Linked DNA regions of Homo sapiens: regions 2 and 3 are each linked to region 1. The links are chromatin contacts, found by Hi-C or POLR2A ChIA-PET in ENCODE. All regions are on one chromosome and are shown on one strand. The core of a region is the stretch at or near the end of the contact, and the rest is flanking DNA. Distances in the headings are between cores, read along the strand shown.

Region 1 (4,019 bases), core at 49-2,548:
TAAGTTTCATATCAGTTCAACATTCAAATTATATTAAGGTACTTAAGAAGAATCCCTGGCTAAATGTGAGGGGCAGTGCCACAGATGGACTGAAACTTTATGCTTATTGCACATTTATGCTATTATTATTTGTTGAATTATAGAACCAAGGGAGTGTGGAAGCCACTGGAAAAAATATGAGACTTAGATACATAATTTGAGTAAAAATGGCTCAAAGTCATGAGGGTAAAGTTTTTTGTATTTCCATTTTATTCGAGCGGCATCGTTTTTAAAAATCATTATGAATTTGACCCTATATAGATGTTTCCAAATAATTCTTTTTCACCTTCATAAAATTCCTTCCTGTGGCTGTGAGATGCCTTGCCTATCAGTTTTCAAGCTTAGTTGTCTTTCTCATCCTTTACCATTTTAGCTTTAAAAAACAAAAGTGACAATTAGAACTTCCTGCCTGCTGGGCCTCACTGAAAGACCGATATTGGCCTGATAAGGAGATATTTATTTTGTTTTAGTGGCTTCAGAAATCCCTCTCCCTCAGCAAGCTTTCCATCACGGCCCCCCCGTCAGCATCTTCCCTGATAGCGTTCTTCTCTGTGTTTATTCTGGGGCTTCAGGCTCGCCCAGGAGGAACTGATAACCGCTGGCAGGAGATAACATTCTCTAAGGGGCTCTCAAATTGGAATCGAATCCCTCAAGCCAGTCAGCCTAGAGAATACATTTAAAGGGTTCAGTTCTGGAGTTTCACAGAGTTCATTTCTAGACCTATCAGATAGCAAGTGTGGAGTTCTTTCTCAACTAAATTCAAGCAGAGACATTTTTTAGACGATGAAGGATATTTGCACAAAGGCTTCAGCATGATCCCCCAAACCTGCTGCCTCTGAAGGCATCTCCACACATTGACAGCCAATGCCTTCAGTGCGTTCCTAGGGCAGGTGTCCTGGCTTGAGTGACTGTCCTCCAATAATCAGAGCTCAAACTAAACATCGTATGTTTTACTTTTGGTTTCCAGGCAAGGCTGAGCAGGGAATTTTCAGTTTTCCCTGCCCAGATGGGTGTTTTTTCCTGAAGGCATCATTTATTGTGTAGCGAGGAGACAGGGCTGGCTGTGGCAGGGATAGTCTAGAACTGTCCTCATTGCTGCTGTTCCTAAATAGTATCTTTACCAAGTAATAACGTGCCGTCTTTGGGAATAAGTGCTTTCCTCTTAGCCTGTTCTGTTTTCTTGGGTGCGCTAAGTAATTGAACTGGCTCAGGAAGTACCTATTGTGGTTTGGCAGAGGTGACTGTCACGCCTTGTGACTCCAGGGGCCAGCACTGCTGGGATCCTGGCTAGACCAGACAGAGCCTTGGTGAAGTGCTTAGGCTGTCTGCACATCGCGAGGAAGGTGGTATTCACTTCGCTAAGCTCCTTGGCATAGGCAGTTTGAACAGGGCTTTATCAAATTCGTATTCAACAAGAGTAGAAGCGAAAATTGATGACTGTGTATTACTTGAAATGAGTCTTAATCTTTCACATTTAGTTCTCAGGGTATGCTGATTTCCTTTAGGTAAACCATGAACATCAGAAAGACTTTTATTAACCTATGACAGGGTCCCCACCCCAGTATTTTTCCACTCCATTAAAATGGAAGTTTTTTTTTTTTTTTTCTTTTTTGAGACAGAGTTTTGCTCTTGTTGCCCAGTCTGGAGTGCAATGGCACAATCTCGGCTCACCACAACCTCCACCTCCCAGATTCAAGCGATTCTTCTGCCTCAGCCTCCCAAGTAGCTGGGATTACAGGTGTGCGCCACCACGCCCAGCTAATTTTGTATTTTTAGTAGAGATGGGGTTTCTCCATGTTGGTCAGGCTGGTCTCGAACTTCCGACCTCAGGTGATCCGCCCACCTCGGCCTCCCAAAGTGCTGGGATTACAGGCAAGAGCCACTGCATCCAGCTTAGGCTATCTTACTCCAGCCTAAACAGCAATTTTCTATCATAAGGTCTGTACTAATGAAAACAGAATCACCCAAGGCTGCTGTTTGTTCTGTCTGTGCTGCCATTGTCCGCATTTTGCTGAGGAGGAAACGGAACTGCACTTTTGAGTGAGTGGCCCAGAGCCTTCTAGAATGAGAGTGCGTTGGAAGCCAGATATGTGGCGATTGTGTCGCCAGCTGTTACTCAGGTTTTCTCAAGAAGGAGGAGCAACTTTGGCAGTTTTGCTTCAGTTCTCTCTAGCCCTCTGTGTAATCGCCCCTTTTTCTTTATTTCAGCACAAACACAGAGCAGTCTAAAGCAACCGAGCACTGAGAAAAATGAACTCTGCCCAAAGAATGTCCCAAAGAGAGAGTACAGCGTGAAAGAAATCCTAAAATTGGACTCCAACCCCTCCAAAGGAAAGGACCTCTACCGTTCTAACATTTCACCCCTCACATCAGAAAAGGACCTCGATGACTTTAGAAGACGTGGGAGCCCCGAAATGCCCTTCTACCCTCGGGTCGTTTACCCCATCCGGGCCCCTCTGCCAGAAGACTTTTTGAAAGCTTCCCTGGCCTACGGGATCGAGAGACCCACGTACATCACTCGCTCCCCCATTCCATCCTCCACCACTCCAAGCCCCTCTGCAAGAAGCAGCCCCGACCAAAGCCTCAAGAGCTCCAGCCCTCACAGCAGCCCTGGGAATACGGTGTCCCCTGTGGGCCCCGGCTCTCAAGAGCACCGGGACTCCTACGCTTACTTGAACGCGTCCTACGGCACGGAAGGTTTGGGCTCCTACCCTGGCTACGCACCCCTGCCCCACCTCCCGCCAGCTTTCATCCCCTCGTACAACGCTCACTACCCCAAGTTCCTCTTGCCCCCCTACGGCATGAATTGTAATGGCCTGAGCGCTGTGAGCAGCATGAATGGCATCAACAACTTTGGCCTCTTCCCGAGGCTGTGCCCTGTCTACAGCAATCTCCTCGGTGGGGGCAGCCTGCCCCACCCCATGCTCAACCCCACTTCTCTCCCGAGCTCGCTGCCCTCAGATGGAGCCCGGAGGTTGCTCCAGCCGGAGCATCCCAGGGAGGTGCTTGTCCCGGCGCCCCACAGTGCCTTCTCCTTTACCGGGGCCGCCGCCAGCATGAAGGACAAGGCCTGTAGCCCCACAAGCGGGTCTCCCACGGCGGGAACAGCCGCCACGGCAGAACATGTGGTGCAGCCCAAAGCTACCTCAGCAGCGATGGCAGCCCCCAGCAGCGACGAAGCCATGAATCTCATTAAAAACAAAAGAAACATGACCGGCTACAAGACCCTTCCCTACCCGCTGAAGAAGCAGAACGGCAAGATCAAGTACGAATGCAACGTTTGCGCCAAGACTTTCGGCCAGCTCTCCAATCTGAAGGTAGGCCTTGAGAGAGAGCAGTCCAAGGGGCTGTGAGTGCATGCTTGTGTTTGTATTTAGCTTGCTTTCCATGGGGTATCGATTGCATTTGCAGTAGTATGAGCCCCCGGTTGGGGATAGTGGGTATGGATTCCGCCTGGCTTTTGCCACTTCTAGCTCTTTGACTTTGGACAAGTGACTTCCCTTCTCCTGATTTTCTTCTGAATAATAAAAAAATTAGGGGTTTGGACTAGAAGATTAGGTGAAACTCCCTGCTAGCCTGTGATTTTTGTGCTTTTAAGAAAAACACCATTCTGAAAACATGAAGATTTCTTCTTTTTAAGACTGTCTTGATGCTTTTCTTAAGATATTTGCATCAACACTTGAGTCTTGGAGCAGAAATGTTAGGTCTCAGAGCCAGCTTGAGAGCAGAGCTAACACATGTGGCTTCTTCCCAGGTCCACCTGAGAGTGCACAGTGGAGAACGGCCTTTCAAATGTCAGACTTGCAACAAGGGCTTTACTCAGCTCGCCCACCTGCAGAAACACTACCTGGTACACACGGGAGAAAAGCCACATGAATGCCAGGTGCGCAGTATTTTCTGGGTAGACCTTCTGACCTTTGTAGAAAATGTCTGTGAGTCACCCTCCCATGTCCTATATAGCCCGTAGTTAAAGCCAACAC
Region 2 (4,003 bases), core at 967-3,466, 290 kb before region 1:
TAGATGTAAATGAAGTAAAACATTGACATCTACAAGAGGTTATTGGAAAGACTGAACGTCTTTCCAACATGTTGAATGTTGCTTGGTTTGGAGGATGGTTGGTGGGAATGCCCCTGAAGTGTTTGTCATCTTCACAGTCATCTCTTGAATTAACCATGCACAACTCCTCAAAAAGAACCCCCAAAAACTGAAGAGCAAAGACAAAGGGAAAGGGAACGAGCCACCTGTTACCTAGTCCTCCACATGGTTTCACACCCAGTGTAGACACTTTGTAGAAGCCAGTTCCAAAGGCAAGCCTCTAAGAAGACTGTCAAGTCACTGTTGCTGTGTCTCCTGGAGCTCCAAAGTGCAGGACGATTGAACAAATGGGCTCCTCCTCCATCCTCCCAGGCCATGCTGCTTTCACCCTATCACAACCTTATAGTCCATCTAGTGTCAGAGCCTTGGTGTGCCTATATGTTTCCCTTAAAAGGTTGTGGAATTCAGAAGGAGAGAGCCCAGGTCTTACTTATCTTTGGAGTCAGCCAGAGTCACAAATGCTTTGCAGGCCCAGAGCAACGACCAAGAAAAGGTACTAAATTGCACTGACCCCCAGGCCAACTCTGTTTACTTTGAGAAAGGTGGGTTGTGTATAAGTTAAAGCACGTAGGTGTTGTTTCTACAATGTAGAACCATTTAGATCATGTTCCTATCATTTTGGATACTTTCACCCTTCTAACTTGTGCATGCACCCACACATGCATACGCACACACACACACACACACACACACACACACACACACCCTTTCCTTCCTCTCCCACACTCTCCCTGTCTTACAAAATGTGCATAAGCACTGCAAAATCACTCTGCTTTCACTGATTAATCACAGCCTAGCTAACTTCACACCATTAAGAATGAAAGTACAGCTGGAAATGGTGTGGTGGAAAGGCTAAGACCAGCAGAAGGAGCAGATAATTCTACTTCTATTGGGCCACTAGCCGGCTGTGTGACCCTTGCCTTTTGGCCCTCACTTTTCTCCTGCTGTAGATGGACTCTGAGTTTCCTTCAATGATATTGCACAAAGGTGCATGTCTCCATAATTCCTCAGAAGGAGGAGCTTCCATTGCTTGTCTCCCAGTTTGTACCAGGACACTGTCAAAGCCAGAGCAAGATCTGATTTTCTGTTTGCTTAGAGTGCAAGTTGGTTTATTAAATAAAAGTGTGGTGGGACTGCTTCCTGTCTGTTTTGGCAACAAGACACTTGGAAATAAGAACACAATAAATGGAGTTTCAGCACTCAATACTCACTCTCCCTTTCCAAATTGAGACTACTTTGATAATTTGTGAGAGAAAGGAGACCCCTCAAACAAGGGCAAGAGATTGCACAATAGAAACCCAGCAGGTAAAGAGTTGTATAACTAATTCAGCAGTTCTTTGTATAGCTGAAATACCATAATTTCCCAAATTACTTTCTTTCACATTGCCGTACATGAGAGCAGTTGAGGTCTTGGCTTTCTCTTAACCCCAAACAGGTTACATCTTCACAAGTCTAAGGAGATTTTCACCTTGAAAATGTCTGATCCACCATGGGGTTGTAGCTATCCCCTGTATGTGAGACTATTTGCCTTTCCTCCAAAAGCCAAGACCAAAGATGTCACTGTGGGCAGGCAAGACACATTTACTAAAGTTTATTTTTTCTATTGCAAAGTAAAAACCAGGATGTGGAGGCTGATGGAGTGTGGACCAAATAAAAAATCAGTGGAATTGGTTTCCTTCCCGAAAGCATAAGTTTACAGGTGTGCTTGGAAGTTGTAACAAGATACCTGGTGGGAATTCCAATGCACTTCCTCTTTTGGAAGAGTAAAGGAGAGAATTAATTCTGGCTCCTAAGATCAGGACTGAGACTCTTATCAGAACATGACTTTTTGTGAGTGCTCTCTAATTCCAGTCTGAACACTGCCAAACACCAGATGTTCAGAGTGGTAAACCGTTGGAGTTCTCTGCAAAATCTGTTCATCTAATTGCACTTGGGTGGTGGTTGTCGCTGCTGCTCTCCTGCTCCCACCCCAATACCATGTGGTTTTTTTTTTTAAGGTTAAAGTTCAGCCCTAGCTAAAGCTGCATTCAGAGAGTGGGAGTCAATGTCTGGCCACAGAGCAGAAGGAGGTGGGGAGGGTGACTTTCTCTGTAGTTCTGTGTCCTAGATTTTCTGAAATGATTACATTCTGAGGACTCAGAGGCAGCTCACACTTTCAAGTCTGAATGCTGACTCATGTCCTCCCCTTCAGGGCAACGGAAAGGAAGGGTGGAGTTGGAGGATCTGGGGCTGTAGGGTAGGAGCAGGCAGGGGGGTGGTGGGGAGCAGAAAGAGGGAGTGAGGACACTTGCAAGTCTCTGCTGAACAAAATCCTTCCAACTTTCTTCAAGAGTCAAGAAACCTGACAGTGGAGCCTATGCAACTGCCCAGATGGCACATTTTTTTTTTTTTTTTGGTCTTTTTAGCCTTCTCCTTTCTTTGTTTTCCTTTGAGACCTTCAGGACCTACATAGTTAGTAAAGAGGAGGGGGAATGTCAAGTGAAATGAGTCAAATAAATGGAGGAAAACAATAACAAAAAATCCCCCTATAACTTAGGGTGATTTAGAAGGGAATCTTTGCTGAGCCTTAAAGGTGCCATTTCCTCTAGTGACTTTGATGGGTTCACAAAAGTTTGGGTCATTCACTCAGCTGGCCATTCACAGGGGCTTTGAGTAGCTTAATCTTTTAGCTAGTCAGCAGTTTGATAGTGTCATTTATCTGGCCATTGACAGGAGCTCACACACTCTGTCTAGTCTCAAGCGCTGTCCAAGTTCCTCTATCAGAAAAGTCACCTGTGATGGGACCAGAAACCAATATACCTCCAGTGACCCAGGACAGGTTTAAACCCAGCTTTTTTTTAATTTTTTTTTATTTTTTGTTTGTTTGTTTGTTTGTTTTTGAGATGGGGTATAACTCTGTCACCCAGGCTGGAGTGCAGCGGCGTGATCTCAGCTCACTGCAACCTCCGCCCTCCAGGTTCAAGTGATTCTCATGTTTCAGCCCCCAAAGTAGCTAGGATTACAAGCATGTGCCAACATGACTGGCTAATTTTGTATTTTTAGTAAAGATGGGGTTTTGCCATTTGGCCAGACTGGTCTCAAACTCCTGGCCTCAAGCAATCCGCCTGTCTTGGCCTCCCAAAGTGTTGGGATTACAGGCGTGAGCCACCGTGCCTGGCCAAAATCCAGCATTTTATGTTACACTTCTGGTATACACAGATATGTCTTCCACAGAATTGCTGGCTAACAATCTTTTAGTGGTTTTCTTGAATCAGATAATCACTTTGTGACCACTGATTCATGTGTTCAATAAAAATTCCATGCCTACCAAGTGTCAGGCCCCTTGATAGGAGCTGAGGATATATGAAGCTCTTTTCTACTGGGGAGTCTGAAAATAAGCGCCGACGTTCACATGCATCCACACACAAATGCATACACTTAAATCACACATTACGGTGGGTGTTGTGCAGGAGATGAACAGGCTGCAGTGACAGAACTGAAGGATGAGGTAGAGTCTGCTATGTAAAGAAAAAAATGATCAACTCCATTGACTAAAGTGCTGAGATGGGGTCTCTCATCTTTACACACCCTGTGCCCAGCCCAGTGGGCACGCAGTGGACATTAATTGTGGGGCCCTAAGCTTCACCCCCATCACTACAGATGCTCTCAGGGTTGACATTTGGTCAGAGGGCACTGGCTGTCCCAGTTGTTCAGCTACTACTGCTTGGTGACTCTGAAATACCCCACCTCACCCACTCCCAAGACCTCCTCTCACTCCATCCCCAAGACCTACCCTACAACTTAGCAACTAAAGGGGAAAGTGGTCTCCAGCAGGTCTGGAGCTGTCCTGTCCTGCCTATTAAATATTTCAGGAATGATATCCATTCTTAGAGTTGGGAGAGGGTTGTGCGTGCATGCGTGCATGTTCAAGAGGGAGAGAGAGAGA
Region 3 (4,097 bases), core at 1,295-3,794, 500 kb before region 1:
AACGTGAAGCTCCCTTTATTGATTTGTCTTTGTTTTAAAAGTTAAAAGATATAGAAAGGTGTAGTAGATAATATAACAAATATGAGTGTACATCCCACACAATTGACCAGTATGGACACATTCTATTTTTGCATTATATATATTAATAAATATGAAGCTGATATATCTCTTCATTTATTCATCTTTTGTGTACTTTAATAACATAAAATTCAGATCTTTTGATCCAGAAGCCAGAGATTGTGAGGTCACACAGACCACATGGGAACAGAAAGCTTAAAGGTCTGACAGGAAAAGTTTACCTTACCAAGCTCCTTCCCCAAGTAAAACAGAACCAGCAGACCCCCAAAATAATGCTGCTGGGCGTTCCCTGAGGCAACTGTTGGGTCATTATGTGCTGTGTTTTTCTAGAAGCTTTCTTCTAAAGTTTTAGGCAGCACCTTGGCCCACACCTGGCTCTCTAAGAGGCTTTGAGTCATTATTTCTTAAAATGTATTTATTTATTTACTAGCTCCCAGTGAAAGGGAAAGGGGAAAGGGCCTCGGGCAAGGGGAGCAACTGTAGCTGTTATTTGTGTAAAGCAGAAATACAATTGGCTGTTTTTTCTTGTCTATTCAAGTTCCCCAGATCAGCTATTAGAAAGGGAGAGAGCTGACTTAGTACATTTAGACACGTAAAGGAAAACTGAGGTAATGTGAGACCTCAGGGGCTTTTCGTTGTTGTTGAAAGATAAATACTATTTTACACTCAAGTCCTGTAATACATGTGGCATAGGAACTGATGAATGACTCATTTGTTGTTGGAAAGTGAACAAACTTGCCTAATGATATAGTTTTCTTTTCACTGTGTGTGTGTGTGTGTGTGTGTGTGTGTGTGTGTGTGTGTGTTGCATATGTGTGTCTGTTCTTTCTGGGCAATGCCTCCCTTTGACTCATCTCATATTTTGAATTATGGCATTTTTTAAAAATTGGCAAATTCATTTCATTCACTGGTTGCTTCTAATTTTAAATATGTGTCTAAAGCAACAGAACTACAAATGAAACCCCAGTCTTTGATTGTTAGGGACTTTGGGGTAGAGAAGGCAAATCAGAACAATGCCAAAGGGATATTTCTGAAAATCCATACTTCAGAGTAGATTGATTTTTCAAAGAATCATGTGCCAAAAAAAAATTAAGGGATATTGATAAAATTGCTATGCTTTATCTCTTTGGTTATAAAAATTAAATACACAGACACACGCTATAAAATTATATCAAATTTATTGTGATGATTCTTTGTATGATTCCTTTGTACTGATAGAACTATTTATTTTTCTTCTATTTGGGCTCCACCTTTTTTCCTGTTTGTGTAATTCACGTCAATGCTTTGCTCGAGATTAAGTCAGAGATGAATTATGGGTTCTGGAATGTGAAATCCTCTGTTTCAGTACATACGTATTCAACCGGGGACAGCACCTTCTTGACTGGTAGATGGGAAAGAGCAACCCAGTCACTAAGCACTGGGCTACTTTTTGTGGGTGTTCTTATGCTTGTATGCATTCCTTTTCATCAGTCTTCTCTCAGAATAACTTGGATTTCCAGGTCTCCCAAAGCGTTTTGGAATTCCATTCTGTGTTCTCCTTTGTCATGTGTATTCCAATCCCTATCTGTGCTTCTTTCTACCTTTTTGAGGTGCTATCTATCGACTCCTCATCAGGTGAAGCAATGTGAGATGACAAACTGTGAAAAGCTTTAAGAACACCCTCTTAAATTGTAGCTCTTGAGTCCCAGAGTTCAGAAGGAGTGGGAAAACCATTCTATAAATAAAAATATCTGGAGATACTCAGGAGAAGACTGGCTGTTCTAAAAGCGAATGCTAGTTAACATGGCCAGACAGTTTTTTTGCATCTTTACTTGGAAAAGAGAATCTATGACACCCTCTAAAATATCAAGCAGTCTTAAGTGGATAATGTTGCTCTAGTTGGTTTCACTGTCAAAGCCATTTAAAACTTCAGCAACTTATGAGATAACGTATCCTAAGGGTCTGATTTCTGAACATGAATTTAAGGGTCCCTCTGATGCCTGTGCTCTAAATACTTCATTAATAACATAAATGATGTCCTCAGTACAATTAAAACAATACTTTAGCTATTGATATTTGTCCCTTTAGGGATTCTTGATTTTATGTGCATGCTTATTATTTGCCCTCATATAAGCACTCACATGATATTGTCAGTAACTGAGAGTTGGATAACCGGCTTGTTTTTCAGGGTACCAATTACTCTTCCCGGCTTACATCTTGTGTGGGCTTTTGGCAGACATCAGCTTCTAGCACCTAGAAGGCACTTCCTTCTCCAGAGTAACTTTATGGAAACAAGGACTTTGTTGCAACTGGCTGAGGTTGAAATGAACACCTCCTCTCTCTGCTTTACAAAATAAGTGGAGACTAACTAACTGGCCTAGGCAAGTTTTCTGTATTCTTGGATTGATTAGTCCTTGCATTCTCTTTGCCTCTTCTCAGACTGTCTCTAAATTTAGCAATGCGATATGGTACAAACAGTCTTTCACATATGCTGTGTCACCAAGGGGATTTCAGGATTGTTTCATTGGTCTGCCTTGGCAAAGCTGACGCAATCTCCCATTGGTCTGTGCTCAGGAATCTGGGTGGGAAGTGAAAGTACAGACAAGCCTGCCAAGGCGAACTCCATCATGCAAGAGCTTGCTGCTGTGTGTGGGACTGAGACCCAGATTCGGGCCAATTCAAAATGAAAACCTTCAAATGAGTGCTCTGAGAGTAAAATGAAACTGAATCTGCTTGCTACATGTCGATGAGGTTCAAAAGATGGCAACAGTTTTGGGGTGCAAGGTCAAGCTGAAGAGTTAAAAACAGAAAGGAACCTTCTTTCCTCAGCCTAAATAAATATCCTTTCCTAGAGGTATCACTGGGAAGGTGGCACAGAGGAAGGTCAAGTGATCCCCTCTCTGGGGTCCACATGCCCGCTGCTGGGCCACACCTCACCCAGGCCCTTCCCTTGTGAACACCTCACAGAGGGACTGGCTCCAAACTGACCCTGAAGAATTATGTGAAATCCTTCTCGTTTAGAGCTTTAAAGGGTGTAAGAGAATCATGAGGATTTGGAAAAACTAGGACTGGGTCCATGTTTATGCTTGCAGCCTTTTACCAACAAATACATATGTACATATATGTACATATATATATATATATTTTCTCTTTAATGTTTCATAAGATATTTTTATCACCTAAATGAAGATAAATTAGCTGAGCTTGTTTGGCATAGAACATATCGCAATATTTTTTATTTTTAAAAATTTGTTTTTTTCTGATTATCAATTCATACTCATTGAAAAAATAGTCAAATGTTACAGAAATGTGTAATAGAAAACAAGAGGGTTTCCCTTTCATCACAACCCCAGGAATAACTTTCATTAGCAATTTGCTTTATATCCTCAGTTTTCTCCCCACAGATGCTCGCTCTATCTATCTATCTATCTATCTATCTATCTATCTATCTATCTATCTATCTAACTATCTATGTATCTATTTTTTATGAGAATAGAATCTCCTTGATATACTAATAAATTGCTTTTTTATTCTACTCAACTACTTTTCCATGTTTGTTTATAAAGATATCATGTTTAGTTTTTAAAACTAGACTTTAAAAATTATATAGGTTTACACAGAATAAAGAACACAGAGAACTCTTTATTAAAAATAAAAGTGCTTTCCTTCTGTCCTCCACCCCACAGTAACACTGTGGTCTTTGGAATCTTGCAAAAACATACACAAGGGTACGCATATGTACTTGTTTACTTCTGTGTATTTTTTTTTTTTTTACATAAATGGAATTGCACTATATAGTTCTGTAGCTCAGTTTTTAAAATTTGGTATTAAAATGTTCTTTCAGTTAGGGCCAAAGGGCATTTAACTTCAAGGTAAGACCCATTCCAGGACGGCAGAGATCATGTCTGTCTTGCGTATCCCTGTGTGAATTTTGCCTGACATGTTGCAAACACTCCGTATGGAAGTCTTGAGGGTCTTCTGCCCCAGTCAGAAAACCTCTGGGAGAACAGTTATCCCCAGACCTCAGACGCTCGACGGAT

The links. A loop is a pair of places that touch in the nucleus more often than their neighbours do. ChIA-PET counts read pairs that join two places held with the same protein, here RNA polymerase II (POLR2A). Pooled maps may share reads with other maps.
Region 2: a pooled map shows a loop between it and region 1 (4-fold over the local background). The contact joins two enhancer-like sites. A Hi-C loop is called at or near these places in 1 of 168 maps with a recorded cell type or tissue (naive thymus-derived CD4-positive, alpha-beta T cell) and 10 of 50 pooled maps. POLR2A ChIA-PET finds 5 or more read pairs at or near these places in 6 of 52 experiments (GM12878, MCF 10A, activated CD4-positive, alpha-beta memory T cell and 2 more).
Region 3: a pooled map shows a loop between it and region 1 (5-fold over the local background). The contact joins two enhancer-like sites. A Hi-C loop is called at or near these places in 1 of 168 maps with a recorded cell type or tissue (PC-9) and 7 of 50 pooled maps. POLR2A ChIA-PET finds 5 or more read pairs at or near these places in 1 of 52 experiments (activated CD4-positive, alpha-beta memory T cell).

What each region holds. Positions count from the first base shown.
Region 1 is chr6:106,102,578-106,106,596 of GRCh38, forward strand. PRDM1 (PR/SET domain 1) reads left to right here. Exons shown (of 7, transcript NM_001198.4): 5 at 2,248-3,356; 6 at 3,794-3,922. Among named protein-coding and RNA genes, the nearest start is that of PRDM1, 18 kb to the left of the region's middle. RefSeq lists enhancers at 2,197-2,911, 2,912-3,625. Within about 2 kb of position 1,299, at least 8 of the 41 ENCODE cell types and tissues checked have a DNase peak (open chromatin) inside an H3K27ac peak, as active enhancers do.
Region 2 is chr6:105,808,480-105,812,482 of GRCh38, forward strand. No RefSeq gene overlaps it. Among named protein-coding and RNA genes, the nearest start is that of LINC02836, 180 kb to the left of the region's middle. Within about 2 kb of position 2,217, at least 9 of the 41 ENCODE cell types and tissues checked have a DNase peak (open chromatin) inside an H3K27ac peak, as active enhancers do.
Region 3 is chr6:105,599,112-105,603,208 of GRCh38, forward strand. No RefSeq gene overlaps it. Among named protein-coding and RNA genes, the nearest start is that of LINC02836, 31 kb to the right of the region's middle. RefSeq lists enhancers at 1,712-2,911, 2,283-2,862. Within about 2 kb of position 2,545, at least 23 of the 41 ENCODE cell types and tissues checked have a DNase peak (open chromatin) inside an H3K27ac peak, as active enhancers do.